2 separate regions of the Homo sapiens genome follow, and region 2 is linked to region 1. A link is an interaction called in ENCODE POLR2A ChIA-PET data of the cell type or tissue named here. Cell type or tissue: GM12878. All regions are shown on one strand.

The links. ChIA-PET counts read pairs that join two places held together with the same protein. Peaks named below come from ENCODE experiments on the same cell type or tissue, not always from the same donor. Only the 100,000 strongest peaks of a DNase experiment are listed, where the experiment ranks them.
Region 2: POLR2A ChIA-PET joins it to region 1 with 5 read pairs; 2 of 35 experiments call an interaction of 5 or more read pairs at or near these places.

What each region holds. Positions count from the first base shown.
Region 1 is chr10:35,755,811-35,763,810 of GRCh38, forward strand. No RefSeq gene overlaps it. Among named protein-coding and RNA genes, the nearest start is that of PCAT5, 18 kb to the right of the region's middle. In GM12878, no CTCF peak of the experiment used is centred here; no DNase peak of the experiment used is centred here.
Region 2 is chr10:35,181,820-35,189,819 of GRCh38, forward strand. It overlaps CREM (cAMP responsive element modulator), which reads left to right. Exons shown (of 8, transcript NM_183011.2): 6 at 6,381-6,569. Among named protein-coding and RNA genes, the nearest start is that of LINC02634, 59 kb to the right of the region's middle. In GM12878, no CTCF peak of the experiment used is centred here; no DNase peak of the experiment used is centred here; H3K27ac peaks cover 2,061 bases.

The sequences.
Region 1 (8,000 bases):
GCTGCTAAGAAGAAAAGATCATCATACATTACTCTTGTAAGGTGGTATGAGTCAAAATGCTTTGGATGAAAAACATTAAATTAAAAATTGTAAAGATATGCTGTTATTTAAAACTTGGGTCTTTCACTATGAGGATTATGTTTTCTTGTAGTTATTTTTGCCCTCTAATGATTTGGTGACTTTAAAAGCTATTTCCCCTCCTTTTACTGTTAAATGTAAAAACTCTATTTAATGCAGTTTTCTCTAATGATCAATACCATGAATGAAATAGCAACTACCTACTCCTTTATTATAAGAGGATCAACTTAGAATGAGCTAATTCCTCCCTTACTCTTCACTCTATTTTCTAGTTCTTTTTGATGAAACTGGAATTATAAATCCAGATAATTATTATCTACTTATCTTTCGCATCTTATATGTCAATAATTACCTTTGACCTTGCATTCTGTAATCATATGAACAATGATTTAGAATTAGTTTTGTGTCATATTGAGGCACTTTTTTTTTTGCCTATAATTTTTACTACAAATTTTCCAACCTTGAGTTAATTTTATTCATCTCTTTAGATTACATCTTTCAGTAATTTCCTCTTTTCTCCTCCAACTTTTTTAAACTGAAAATTTGAAAGGAACTGGAGGATATTATAAAATAGGAATATATTTTTTTTTATTTTTGAGACAGGGTCTCACTCTGCTGCCCAGGCTGGAGTGCAGAGGTGCAATCATAGCTCATTGCAGCCTGACTTGGGCCCAAGTGATCCTCCCACCTCAGTCTCCTGAGTAGCTGGGACCAGAGGCGCAGGCTACCACCCCTGACTAATTAAAAAAATTTTTTTTTGCAGAGACAGGGTCTCACTATGTTGCCTAGGTTGGCTTCAAACTCCTGGGCTCAAAAGATCCTACTGCCTTGGCCCCCCAAAGTACTGGGATTACAGGCATGAGCCACTGCACCAGCTAGGAAAAAATTCTTAAGCACGATGCCTAGTAGAATATTCTATAGAGGCTAAGGGAAAAAGAATGGAAGAATATCAATGTTTGATTGGGATCCCTTCCTGGCTTCACCCTGTTTCTGGGCCTTGCTTCTCTGCCTTGAGTCCCCACCATCCATTCTCCCGAGAGGACCCCCTCCTTCAGTTCTTCACAGTGCGCCTCACCACACAATTAAAAAACCTCTCATGCCCTGGCCCCTGCAGCCATTCTTCAATTGAGGTACAACTTGCATATACTAAACCAATCTTAAGGGTCCAGACGGGTGAGTTTTTACAGTGTAGCCCATTTCCCCAGGACATTTTGGAGGTCCCACTAATTCATAGCCTCACATTTCCCAAAGCATGGTGTATGTGGTCCAGCTAATAAGCAGAGCTTGGGCACAGTAGACTCTGGTGGGTTCTGGCTTCTGAGTCAAGCGAAATAGTGCAGGGTGTACTGTGCACCCCATGGGCGAGTTCCTTCCCGGGTCCCTATCAGTGTGGGGGTGAAGATGTGCTTCCTCCATCTTCCTGGGGCCTGCTGGTCTGTGGGGAAGTCTCGGACAACACACATTCACCCTTTCCAAAAACAGATGATAATTTGCAGAGAGAAAATCTTTTAAAATCTCTTAAAACCAACTCAGAGAACTGTTTTCCTAAAGGCAACATGTTCAGGGTTTCTCTGCTCCTGGTGAAGACAGTATTTCATATTGTTACTGAAAGCCGTTGTCAGGGTCCCCTTGTCACCCTCCTGGCTCCAGATCATGCCTTGTTCATACAAGTGGTACCCACCACTGTGCCTTTCAAATTCAACATCAGTCTGCTCCAGCCATGAACATTAGATACCTGAAGAATGGGCAGGGGAATTTTCATTTCTCTTCACTTAAGTTCAGCTCAAATTGTGGGCATGGCTTCCTCCCTCCCCATCCATCTCTCTAAGTATAACAGGAATTAACAGATGCCTTCATTTCTCCCCTTGTGCAGAGCAAGATCTGGGGCACCAGGAACATTTTGCTGGGATGTACCTGGTATTGCACTCTTTTTATTAATGTTCTGAGCTACATGTTGTGAACTACGGATGGCCAGGTTCAGGGCTTTCTCTGGTCTAGCAAGATTTTCTTTTCAACTCTGACTATTTCTTCTTTCTGTGCTGGTTTTCCCTTCTGCAGTATTGCTTGTTGCAGTGACCTTTCTGTCTGCATCTTTGAGTTTTTGGCTGCCCATCATTGACCCCAGCTTGATGTCTTTTTGGGGAATTGCATTTCCCTCCTTGGGTGCATTCTGGTGGGATTGGTTATCTGGGAGTCCTGCCCTCTCCTCACTAAGGAATGTGAGTCTTCGCCCTGGAATTTGAATTTCCAGCAGAGTGATAAAAAGTCCGACTGTGGCTGGAGTTCATTTTCTTCCACGATTGTGTCTGGATGAGACTGTTGAGTAGTCCCTGCTCTCCCAACCCGGGCAAGCATTCTGCGCTGTCCCAGCCTGCATCTCTAGCCTTGCTTGGACGATGCAGTGAACTCCCTGACTCCTGCCAGTAGCTTCCCTCTGGGCTTAAGAACCGGAGCTGGTTCTCGGAAACTTAAGCAATCAAAGAAACATCACTGATGCACTTACGCATAGGCTGCCTCTTTTTGATATCTCTTCCTCCTGTTTATTGTTTTAATATCTTTTCCTCCTTTCATTGAGTTTTTCTTGCACTTCAATTTTTTTTTTTTTTTTTTTTTGGCAGCTTCCAAACTTTTGAATGTTGCTGTCATGTGTTTGTCATAATCTGGCCCCAACTTATTTCTTGTAGCTTCATCTTTAGCCTTTGCCCCTCTGTCCTGCTCAATATATTCAGCCACAATAATTGGATTTTCTTCCTCATACTGTCATTTTTCACTCTAACCTTCCTGCAAGCACACATCGGGTATTTTCTTGTCCTAAAATATTATTTCCTTGCTTTTCATTCAGGCACACTTTTACTTGTAGAAAATATTGCTCAAACACCATCTCTTCTTCAAAGCCTGTTCTTTCTTCTCTAAAAAATGAAGAAAAACTCCATTTTTACGCTCCCTTTATTGGAAACCCTTAGCACTTGGTCTTTTTTTGATCTGTCACTTGAATTGTATTTATTTTCAGCATGTCTCTCTTTTCCAATAGACTGTGAGCTTCTTGAAGACAAAGTCTGTGCTTTACTTACCTCTGTATTATATATTTAGTATCTTGCACAGTGCCTGACATTTTTTCATGTCCCCAACGAATTATTGGCTGATCGAATGTCTGAGTGAATAGATGAAGGTTGCTAACAGAACACCCTTCTCTGCAGTAGACGTGGACTCTTTGGTTGTGTGTCCTTAGCCTGCTGTTGGGCTCTGGCATATTTTGAGCATGCATAAGTTGTTTAGATATGTGACTCTCCTTTGTAGCAATTAGACAGTGACAGTGTTCATGACTATTGGACCTGGGCATCCTACTTCTGACACCAAAATTTCTGACCTTGCCAAATATAAGAAAACATTGATTCACTTCTCTATATAAGCAATATTTATTGAGTATCTGCAGTGCAAAAAGCTCAGTACTGGTCACTAGGTGAGACACACAGACAAATCTGAAACACATACGGTCCTCAAGGAAGACACAGTAGAGAAATGTGTTGTTACAAATAACCATCAGCTAGGTGAAGAGTGTTGGGAACCACAAAATATTTACACCCCACATATTTGAATAGGCCCTTAAAACATGGTCCATGATTCAATATGAGGAGATGAAAAGGAGGCAATTTTGATGTACTCACTTACAAAGAGGTAACTTTTTTCATTTTTCATATAATTAAGTGTATATTTCTGATATTATAAAGGACTTATTTGGAGACTTTTCATTTATAATTTGAGCTGATCTTGACTTTCTCATGGAGACTGTTTACCTTGGAATCCTTAAAAATGTCTTTAAGTGACTCTTTGAATAGGAAAACACTCCTACACAGTCCAGGGAGATTTGGTTTTTCTTGACATTTTCATCAAGTTTTCACAACAAAAGAGAAAATTTAATTCAAGCATTTTGAGTTTTTGTGTTCAGGTCTTTTTCCCATAGTTCCCACACAGGAGAGAAATCTGATCCACAGAGAGACAGCAGCCATGAAGAAGATCACAGACTCAGGCCACTCAGCATGGAAAGGCACCTGCGATCTCAGCCAGCCACAGTCAGCTTTGATCTGCCTTTCTAGAATCTTCTGTAGTTGGTAAAGTTGGCGAGGATTTAGTATTTACCTCTCTTCTTAAAGTTAGTGCATGAACAAAGACACACTCAATTATGGTGGTCCTTAGAGGAAATGACCCCGTACAAGAGTTGCGGCACAAGAGAAATGTGAGGCCTTCAGAAGATCCGGACAGACAGAATGACATCCTTGGCTTGGCTGGGGTTACCAGATTATCAGCAGTGGGTTGGTCAGGAGGAACTGGGATTCTTATCAGAACAACTGCATTTCCTTTAGAGGTCATTCTATGAAAGTGTGTCCAGCAAATGGTCAGGATTCTCCTTGTAGGCCGTGTGTTCAGCCATTCTCAACAAATCCATAACATTCTGAGTTAAAGAATCCCTCAAGATACAGCTAAATATACATATAATGAGTGAGTGCAATATACCTGATCTCTAGAGTTAGCACTGGGGTGGGAAAAACTGGATAAGTAGAATTCTGTTTGGAAACACTGCAGATAACAACATTGTTTTCAAATTCACAGACCTAAACTCAATGATTTACACATGGGTACGTATTTGTTTACTTATCATCCATCTGCCAGTCCTAAACTTAGGTGCATTTATGAATATTTATTGAGTACCTGTTATAAAGAGTTGTACCAAATATTTTTTTCTGGGGTGTACAGATAATTATGACAAAAAGAGCTCTGCCTTTAAGAGTTTTCCAATGTAGTTGAGAAATTAAGACATATATATGCAAAATAATAAGAGTACGAGTGGTAAGAATGGCTGAAAGTGGCAGGGGAAGGTTTCTCCATGGTGTTACAGATCCAGTGTTAAAGGAATCGTGCTAAGAGACACTCAGGGGAACAGGTCTCTGCACACCTTTGGGACGACTGCAGGACTTGGGGGGCAGGAATTGAGGTAACATTTGGAGGGGTTAGCAGAGTTTGCCTGGTCTATAGAGGAGGAGGGAAGGTATTAAGGGAGAATTCTCAGCTTGAGTGAAAGCCTAAAGATCAGAAAATGTCCAGGATAGCCTGGGGTGATGAGTGAGCCAGCTGTACAGGGTATGTAGAGGGGAAGAGGTGGGAGGTGAGAATGGAAGATACTCTGGGGCCAGACTGGAGAGGTGAAATTAGATTATCTGTGTCTTGAAGGGCACACAAGTCAAAACAAGTAGAAGTAAGTTTTTCCTTTAAACCCTATAATTTTAATTTTTCTGTTAACTTGCAAGCATAGTCTCGTATCATGAAAACACCAATAAATTGGCAATGAGAGGCCTTGGAGTTCATGGCTGTCAGCTGGTCCACAGCAAATCCCACTCTCCCTGGGCGTCAAGTAAAATGCAAGCACAGGAATGAAAAGCCACTTAGGCCCCATCCAGCCCTGAGATCTCGCCATCTCTTTGCTCCCTGTTAAATATCCTGGGTGAGGTGATCCATTGTCCCACAAGTGGGCCATTTTTGGAAAGCACAGAGTTCATAATTTGGAGAAATTGGAGTGACCGATTTCTGCTTTTATTTCTGTATTCAAAAAAGGAAGAAAGAAAAAAGAAACAAGCTGGTGAGCCCAGAGAAAACAAAAACCCATTTGATAAATATTCTCCCAGTTATTAGTAAATTCTGACAAAAGAGACATCTCAGTCCTCAAATACCAATGGGTGGTAGAGAACAGTGAGAAGCATTCTGTCCAGCAAATCATCCCTGCCTTGGAGCAGATTTTGTTGGGTGGTGGTCCGATTCCATCTGTAGCAGCCAGGAGAGCTTCACCGAGAGCTCTGAGAGCAGAGCATGGATGGCAGGTCTTAGGCAAGGCTCTGATGAGCTTCATGTTTCAATGTGCTTTCCAAGAAGGCACCGGAGAATTTGAGAATGAACACAATGAACAGTGCACACCTTTATTGAGTGGGCAACTCGTTACTTTCTCCCAAGAAACAAAACAGAATTAAAGACTTTTTTTTTCTTTTTGAGATGGGAGTCTTTCTCTGTCGTCCAGGTTGGAGTGTGGTGGCATGATCTAGGCTCACTGCAACCTCTGCCTCCCAGGTGCAAGTGATTCTCCTGCCTCAGCCTCCTGAGTAGCTGGGATTACAGGCACCCGCCACCATGCCTGGCTGATTTTTGTATTTTTAGTAGAGACGGAGTTTCACCATGTTGGTCAGGCTGGTCTCAAACTCCTGACCTCGTGATCCGCCCGCCGTAGCCTCCCAAAGTGTTGGGATTACAGTCATGAGCCTACTGCACCTTGCCAGAATTAAAGACATTTTAAGAAGAAAGGTCAATCTATCTCAAAAGGTTACTTTAAAACCTGAAAGGATGTCTACTGGAAAGACAAAATGATCAGCACCAAACAGCAATTACCTTTGCACCCACCTAGTAAATCATCTGAAGGTATTGTTAAATGGAACTTTTAAATACAAGTTTCCAGTTGGATTGGCCAGGTCATTTAAAAACATAGTATTAAGTAAAAGAATGTTTGCACGAGTCAGGCGACCATCATTTACTGAGGCCATTCCCATTTTCTGCTGAAGAATGTGCAGAGCTGGGTGGTTTCCCATTATTTCTGGGGTTTGCAGCCACTTTCTCCCTTTGTATGTGGACGGAATTAATTTCCCCACGGATAGGCTAGGTGGACTCTGTGGGATCCTGGTGACTACCACTTTTGGATTGTTTTCAAATGACAGAGTGCTCTACGGAATTAATTGAGTCATTATATAATGAGTAGAATTCAATTATCTTCATTTTTTTAAAAAAGGCTATGATTATCATTAGTAGTATTTTTTCTTGTTTTGAAGAGTTTTGTTCAACAATAATAAAAAAGCAATTAGAAATATAAAATCATGGAAACTCTCATACCATTAAGAGGCCATTAAACTTGGCAAGAATTGCTACATTCGAAATTTTGGTCTCATTCCCTAGTCTTTGGATTACATTAAAAAAAAGTGATTACATAAATTTTAATAAAATAAATGATGTTTGGCTAAATCTTATGTATTTCTTTGGGGAAAAGGCAAAACCTTGTGAATTTAAGATGAAGAAGCACACTTAATTCTTTATTACTCTTTATTATTGTTTTGAATCCAACATTTAATTATCAAAAATGGATCCAAATTTTCGGGGGGCCTGAAGCTTATACAACTTTGAAGGGCCCTCTTTAAATTATGAATATAAAGTTAGGTATGAAATTGAACATTTATTTATTAATTACTTTTATAGTGATGGGGCCTCTCTATGCTGCCCTGGCTGGGTCTCTCTATTTACAGGCACAATTATCACACTCTGCAGCTTGGAATTCCTGGGCTCAAGCATTCTCTCACCTCAGCCACGCAGGTAGATGGGATAACAGGTGCTCACCACTGCACAGGGCTGAATGTTTGTTCAGGGTGAAAAAAAATCACATCGCATCACAAACTTAGAAATTCCACAGACATTACCATAGACAACAATGTCCTTTTAGACTAATCCATAATATGCTGCTAAAATACTTTTCCCAGATATTTCCTTGATTTTTGTTGTACTTGTTAGATGGCTGAAGGATTTTCCACAGACTGGCTTCCACTTTTATTTGTTACAAACACTTCCTCCTATCACTGAACAACATGGGACTCATTCTCATAACAATGAAACTTCTGGCCCTGACCTGTGTCAGGATGGCAAGTGAGTTGGCAGGGTGGGCAGGATTATTCCTGGAAACGATTCCTACCTTAGATGGCTAGTAATACCTATCCACAGAAGTGATGCAAACTATATAAATATGTCCCTCTAGATCTAAATTAAAAGTACCTTCAACTTACCTCTTTAACCAGCATCCAAAACTGCCCCCACCTCTCTGCCTGACACTGTGGTAAGGGTAA
Region 2 (8,000 bases), 570 kb before region 1:
TTATGATTGCACCACTGCACTGTCCAACCTGGGCAGCAGAGTGAGACTCTGTCTCAAAACAACAAACAAAAAAAACACATCTGTCTATTTGCCACATAAGAGGTCATGGACTATTTCTTACTTTGGTTTCTTAATTTGAGTCTATACAGTATGATCCTAGAAATTATTCTGATGAGAAGTTATAGTTCTGTATGTACAGTCTGCAGGTAAAAATTGCCATTTGTTCACACAATGTGAATTTCTTTTGTTAAAAATGCATTTTGGGGACATTTAGTGAAATATATGTAGATAATTCTTTGAGAAGTGAATACTAACAACATTCAAACTTTTTAGAAGACGTTTACTTTAATTGGAGGGTAAACATACTTACACACACAACATCCATTTTTATTGATCTTATTTTTTATAGAACTAACTTAGCAGATATTAATGCTTTAATGTTGTAGCAGAATGTCTAGAAATGGAAACAATTGCCAGTTTCCTTTGGTTTTTGAATAGAGGAACGTATTTTATTAGAATTTCTGGAGATTTTCCTATTTTTTTCCTTCCCTTTGAGCTGTAAATTTTTTTTAATGCTCTTTCATAACCTTTTATTATAAAAAAAAATTTTAGGTTTAATTGTTCAGCTTTTATCCATGGATGGCTTTCTCCCAAACTTTGCTTTTATTTCTTTTTTTCCAATATTTTATTAGTTATTTTTAATTTGGAATAATGAGTTAGCTGGTGTTTAAAAGAACTAAATGTGTATCAAAGTTGAAGAAATAAAGTATATTCAAGTTTTCCCATATACAAGCAGTTACATTTTTAATAGTTGAAAGATATTTGGCAGAAGTTGGCCTTATTATATTGACTTACTATTATCACAAAAACTAAAAAGTGAAAGTTGGAATAGGCTGCTCCCTGGGGAGTAGGAAAAAGCATAAAATAGACAGGGATCCATTATTACAACACCAAGTAAGTGAGCTGTACCTGCAGAATCCTCACTGGAAGTACAGATCTTAGTGATAGGTGTGTTGCATAACAGTTGAGCTGGTCGAAGAAAGTCTTTTATTTCAGAAGCATATACCCGAGAGATGGCGGGAGAGAGACAGCCTTAGAATTAACAAAGAATGTTACTTGCTGCATGAGACAGTTAAGATAGGCAGTAAATGAGTGAATTTGTAAAAGCAACCGAGGAAATTAAAATGTTTGAAGCTTCCTAATTCATTAAATTTCCTCTTGAAACAAAGGTTACTTAAATCCTCCATCCTACTATACCCAACCTCTTCCTGTACCAATTAAAGACTATCACCCAAGACTTCAGTTTTTTTCCCACAAATGGCCCTTGTCTCTGCTTGTGCCTATTGTATTTTACGAGGAATCTTATTAGAGTATTAACTCATCTTTCTGGAATTCTTATACATGAAAGGTAAGTGGGTCAATCTAAACTGCACCATTATGAAAAGAAAAATATGAACTTTGTGGACTCCTTATAAGAATTCAGAATTCTCAGGAGGCTCACGAATAAGCACCAATTCAACTTCTTCATAAAGGGAATTAGAACATAATAGGCTTACACATTCGAAAGTTAATCCAGTTGCAGTTCTTAATAGTGACGTTGTTTACATTTCTCTAAGGCAACTGTTTCAAAATTTTTTAAGGCACTACTTAATGTAACTCTGGCTTTTAAACTTTGATGTTGCTATTGTTGTTATAGCATGATTTAGTCTTCCTTCTGCTATAATGCACCTCTTGGCTTTTAAGGTACAAGTACTCATAGGTGCTCTCTTATGGTCACTCTGAATTTAAACCTGAGAATTCATTGGAACAAAGGTCTGTTTGCTGCTGTTTTTAAAGTTAATGCAGTGAGATTTCATTTATGAATCTTTGGATTGCAATTTGGAACAAGAGTGGTTTTAAATATAAACATTTACATGTGTATGTATTTTAATTAGCTCATGTGTATAAATTTAGGATTAGAAGTATATAACATGGGCCGGGCGTGATGGTTCACGCCTGTAATCCCAGCACTTTGGGAGGCTGAGGTGGGCGGATCACCTGAGGTCAGGCATTCGAGACCAGCCTGGCCAACATGGTGAAACCCCATCTCTACTGAAAATACAAAATTAGCCGGGTGTGGTGGTGCACACTTGTAATCCCAGCTACTTTGGAGGCTGAGGCAGGAGAATCGCTTGAACCCAGCAGGTGGAGGTTGCAGTGAGCTGAGATCACACGATTGCACTTCAGCCTGGGCGAGAAGAGTGAAAGTCCATCTCAAAATAAATGAACAAATAAATAAATAAGAAGTGTATAACATCGCCAGGCTTGGTGGTTTGTGCCTGTAGTCCCAGCTACTCAGAAGGCTGAGGCAGAAGGATTGCTTGAGCCTAGCAGTTTAAGACCAGCTAGACCAATATCAGGATGTGGGGCAACACAGCAAGACCCCATCTCTTAAATAAATAGCTAAAATAGAAGATATGTCTAAATTCATTCAGTTAATTTCATCTTATTTTTTCTATCTTGATTTATGTTTATTGAAAGCACATGTTATGCTATCCTTGACTATTTTGAAACCTAAACAGTTTTCTCCTCAAATCTCTGAATACAGACAGGCCCACGTAAAACCTATTTCCAGGATCCTGAGGCACTGGGAAATTTTGTTTATTGTCAGATGAGAGAGAACATTTTCAATGGGAAGGTCCTCTGTCATTTGATAACAACAAAATCAAGAGCACCTTTGGCATAAAAATGAAAATGAGGCTGACGTGCCTGACTTAATCAGTAGAAATGTTTTCTCACTAGAGCCAGTGTGTGAGGGGTGTGTGTGTGTGTTTGTTTAGCTTTTGTTTTCCATATCTAATTATATAATGACTTCCCCAGAAAATAAAATGAGAAACAGATTCTTGATGTGTCAGCTGTTCATATTGTGAAAACAAAGTTTTTTGATCAGAACTGTGGGGAAACATTACTGAAAAGAAAAAAGGAAACGAGTAAAGCAAAAAGAAAGAGAAAAAAGGAAGTAAAGGTCTTTGTTATCTACCTATTTAGGGGTTCTTACCCTGAGGCAGCTACTCTCACCTCAGATTGACTTGATCGTTATTTAAAAGCTTGATAATTTGGTGTTGAAAAACTAGGTTCTATGATTGGAATTTGAAACCATACCTCATTTAACTCTCCTAGATTCACAGGGGGCTTAAGTTTTTTATAATATCATCTGTCATGAGGAAATGATAGCCATTCATTCATTCATTCATTCATTCATTCATTCTATTTTTTGAGTGGCTGCTCTGTTCTAGGCTTTGTACTTCTTTTTTTTTTTTTTTTGAGACGGAGTTTTGCTCTTGTCCAGGCTGGTGTGCAATGGTGCAATCTCTGCTCACCGCAACCCCCGCCTCCCAGATTCAAGCGATTCTCCTCCCTCAGCCTCCCGAGGAGCTGGGATTGCAGGCATGCACCACCACGCCTGGCTAATTTCTTGTATTTTTAGTAGGGACGGGGTTTCTCCTTGTTGGTCAGGCTGGTCTTGAACTCCTGACCTCAGGTGATCCACCAACCTCGGCCTCCCAAAGTGCTGGGATTACAGATGTGAGCCACCGCGCCCGGCCTAGGCTTTGTACTTCTAATACACTGTGGTTACCTGACCTTGGGCTGCTCTTTCTAAAGCACTATTTCTGTGACATCAAACTAATTATCAACTGAAAAATACACATTCAAATATATGAAAACATACACAATTTACTCATGTCTAGCCACAAGGGGCCAAGAAAGCAGTGTCTTTTGACATTTTCATACTTGTAAGAAGTTAGTTAGATCTCTCTCAAACCCTTTTACTATGAGGGCTGAATCCTGAGACCCATGAAATCTTTGGAAAGCCATGGTTTAAAAATACCCTGTTTTTAAAGTGTGTACAGAAAATAACTGCTCTAGGTGAGCCAGATAAAGTGCTGTTACATCAGGGTGTCTCAACCTCAGTTCTATTGACATTCTGTAACTGACTCTTCAGTTTCTGCCACACTGGCCTGTCAGTGAAATAAAACACAGAGAACGCAGCATGTGGAAGTCTTTTTAAAAATGTTAATCTATCTTCCTGTGTAGACACTGGCACCTTAGGTGAAAGAAGTGAAAATTTGTTGTTGTTACTCTTTCCATAATTCTCATAGGTTTGTCCTATCAGGTTATCGCCTAAGTGCTTTTTTGCCTAGATGCCTTTAAAAACGTTTGGAAATGACTTGAAAATATTCAGAGTGTATTTTAAACACTACTGTTACGCTACTGTAAGGTATTTACATTGATGTATAGATGTCATGTTATTCTGGTGATGTGTTTTTAAAATCTTCATTGTAAAGCCTAGTTAGCTAGTTTATATGTGATTTTTTAAAAAGCATAGCCTCTGGTACCATTTAATATCTACTGTTTGAAGCATGCAGTTGGAATCTTTATGTTAAAATATACAGACCTTTCAGATATTTTAAATAATACTTGTCTATTAGAGTGAAATTTTGAAACAAAACGTTTGATCAGTTATTCTTTGGAAGCTTCAAGTCAATTAATATGTTAACTTTTAAACATGACTGGCAGATCTCAGTATTTAAAGGAAATCTACTTCCTATTTGTTGCCATTAGCTGTAGTTACTTGAGATACTTGGTAGAGGTAAATATTGTAGCACAAATCCTTTTAGTAACAGTTACTTTTTAAGGACCTTTGCAACTTGACAATTTATATTTCAGGATTCTCCTGACATAGACAAAATGGCAAAGGTTACAGTTTTCTAGACTTTAGCTTTATAACCAAAATATGTTTTTATATATATTTATATATAAATATATAATATATGTAAATTATATAGTTATATATAACATATGACATATATAATTATAATAAATATATATTAAAAATTTTGGTCATATATACAACATATATAACTATATATAATTATATATAGTTATAATTATATATAGTTATATATAATATATAACAAATTATATATAACATAATTATGTTATATATAATTGTACATAACATATATACATATATAGGTATATATACGTATATATGTTATATATAATTATATATTATATATAAAATATAAATAATTATAAAAATATAATAATTATTAAAATATATGTTATATATAAATACAATATAAATTATATATATAAATATATAATTTATATATTATATGTGATATATATTATATATTATATATAATATAATATATAATATATATCACATATAATATATATTATATATAATTAATATATATAATTAATATAATAATATATATAATATATAATATATATGATATATATTATATAAATATATAAATATATTAATATATTAATATATAATATATATAATATATATTATATATTAATATTAATATATAAATATATTAATATATAATATATATTATATATTTATATATATAAAATATATAATTATATATAACATATATAATTATATGTATGTTGGTTTTTTTTTTTAGATGGAGTCTCTGTTGCCCAGGCTGGAGTGCAGTGCCGCAATCTCAGCTCACTGCAACCTCCAACTCCCGGGTTCAAGTGATTCTCCTGTCTCAGCCTCCCGAGTAACTGGGACTACAGACACCTGCCACCACACCTGGCTAATTTTTGTATTTTTAGTAGAGGCGGGGTTTCACCATATTGATCAGGCTGGTCTCAAACTCCTGACCTCAGGTGATCTGCCTACCTTGGCCTCCCAAAGTCCTAAGTTTACAGGCGTGAGCCACTGCACCTTGCCTATATATTTCTTAAAAACTACTTTCTTTTGATGACAAATCAGAAAAGTAGTTAGCTGAATGAAGGTAGAAATTCATTTTAATTGCAATATTAAATGGGAATTTTTCTTTTCTTTTCTTTTCTTTTTTTAGAGACAGGGTTTTCCTGTGTTGCCCAGGCTGGCCTTGAACTCCTGGGCTCAAGTGATCCTCCTGCCTTGGCCTCCCAAAGTGCTGGGATCACAGGCATGAGCCACCACACCTGGCCTTAAATGGGAATTTTAAATGGTAGAAGAATGGTGTTTATAAGGAAAAACATCTGAGAGAATGGAGAAAACCAGGAAGCTGGACTCTCCCTGTCTCCTTCTCCACTCTTCCTCTTGAGTGATGTAGTCAGCTGGATGCTAAGGAGGAGGAACACTCCATGGGCTCTATGAATCTCAAACATTTCTGAATATAAAATATTTTCAAGTGTTTATAAGCTTTTCCTAGAGTATCGTCCCATGACGAAGCTGATCTTCCTTCTCAATTCAGCATAGAAAATAAGGGTAACCTGAGAAAGAAGCAATGGTAATAAATAGACCCAGAGTATATTCTTCCAATAGGGGATTATTAAAAATAAATCTTGAAATTCTCTAATATTTCTTTTCTTTTTCTGTTAAGTTGCTATAGCCCAAGGTGGAACAATCCAGATTTCTAACCCAGGATCTGATGGTGTTCAGGGACTGCAGGCATTAACAATGACAAATTCAGGAGCTCCTCCACCAGGTGCTACAATTGTACAGTACGCAGCACAATCAGCTGATGGCACACAGCAGTTCTTTGTCCCAGGCAGCCAGGTTGTTGTTCAAGGTATATTTTATTAATCTAATACATTTAGAATACCTATGGATTACTATATCACACCATTGAGTGGTGATTTTATAGTTTTTTGAAATAGATCGAAGGTAGATGGTGGGGGGTTGGGAGGCACTTAAAAAGGCTTACAGAAGAAATATTTTAATACATTAAACAGCAAATTAAGTTTTATCATTTTTCGCCTTTTAGCAGGTTTTACTGGCTCTGGAGAAAGGCCAAATTCAGAGTAGCATGATAGAAAAAGAGAGATAGAAACATGAATGAATTTTTTTTTTTTTTTTTTGAGATGGAGTCTCGCTCTGGCGCCCAGGCTGGAGTACAATGGCGTGATCTCGGCTCACTGCAACCTGTCTCCTGGGTTCAAGTGATTCTTCTGCCTCAGCTTCCCGGGGAGCTGGGATTACAGGCATGAGCCACCACGCCTGGCTAATTTTTGTATTTTTAGTAGAGACGGGGTTTCACCATGTTGGGCAGGCTGGTCTCAAACTCCTGACCTCAGATGGAGTCGTCCTGACCTCAGGTGGAGGCCTCAGCCTCCTAAAGTGCTGGGATTACAGACGTGAGCCACCGCACCCGGCCACATGAATGAATTTTTAAATTAATTAGATATCCTTCATTTGGGGGTTGCAAATGTTGTACCTAATAGATTTCTATTACCTAATCTATGACAATTTAAGTATTCAGGCTATGATGCCCCAAATTTGTTTTTTTCCCTAGCTGTTACTTTCAAGTCTAATTTCTAGGCAACTCATTTCAAAACAAATGCTGACTTTGGGTTTTTTGTTTTTTTTTGTTTGTTTGTTTTTTTGACTGACTGTTCTTAGTTGTTTGAATTCTGAAGTATCCATTCTAGCTCTTATGGAAGCTGTCAGTAATGAAATAAAAGTTGAGATGTAGCCCTAAGCTTTTAGGGTTACCTGAGATTTCAACTGGATTTGCGTTATACATTATTTTAATTCAGTTGTGCCTATGATAACTGTAATAGATGTATTTAATACAGCTTTCAAAACTCCTGTGTTTTAATTGAATTCTATTCCTCTTGGTCCATTCGCTTAGGATTTAGGATATAGCACTATTTTTTAAAAATTTGCTTGCTTGTTTGTTTGTTTGTTTATTTATTTATTTATTTATTTATTTTTGAGACAGAGTCTCGCTCTGTTGCCCAGGCTGGAGTGCAGTGGCGCGATCTCGGCTCACTGCGACCTCCGCCTCCCAGGTTCAAGCAATTCTTCTGCCTCAGCCTCCCGAGTAGCTGGGACTACAGGTGCATAACGCCATGCCCGGCTAATTTATTGTATTTTAGTAGAGACGGGGTTTCACCGTATTGCCCAGGCTGGTCGTGAACTCCTGAGCTCAGGCAGTCCACCCACCTTGGCCTCCCAAAGTGCTGGGATTACAGGCAGCACTAACGTTAAGGAAAGTAAA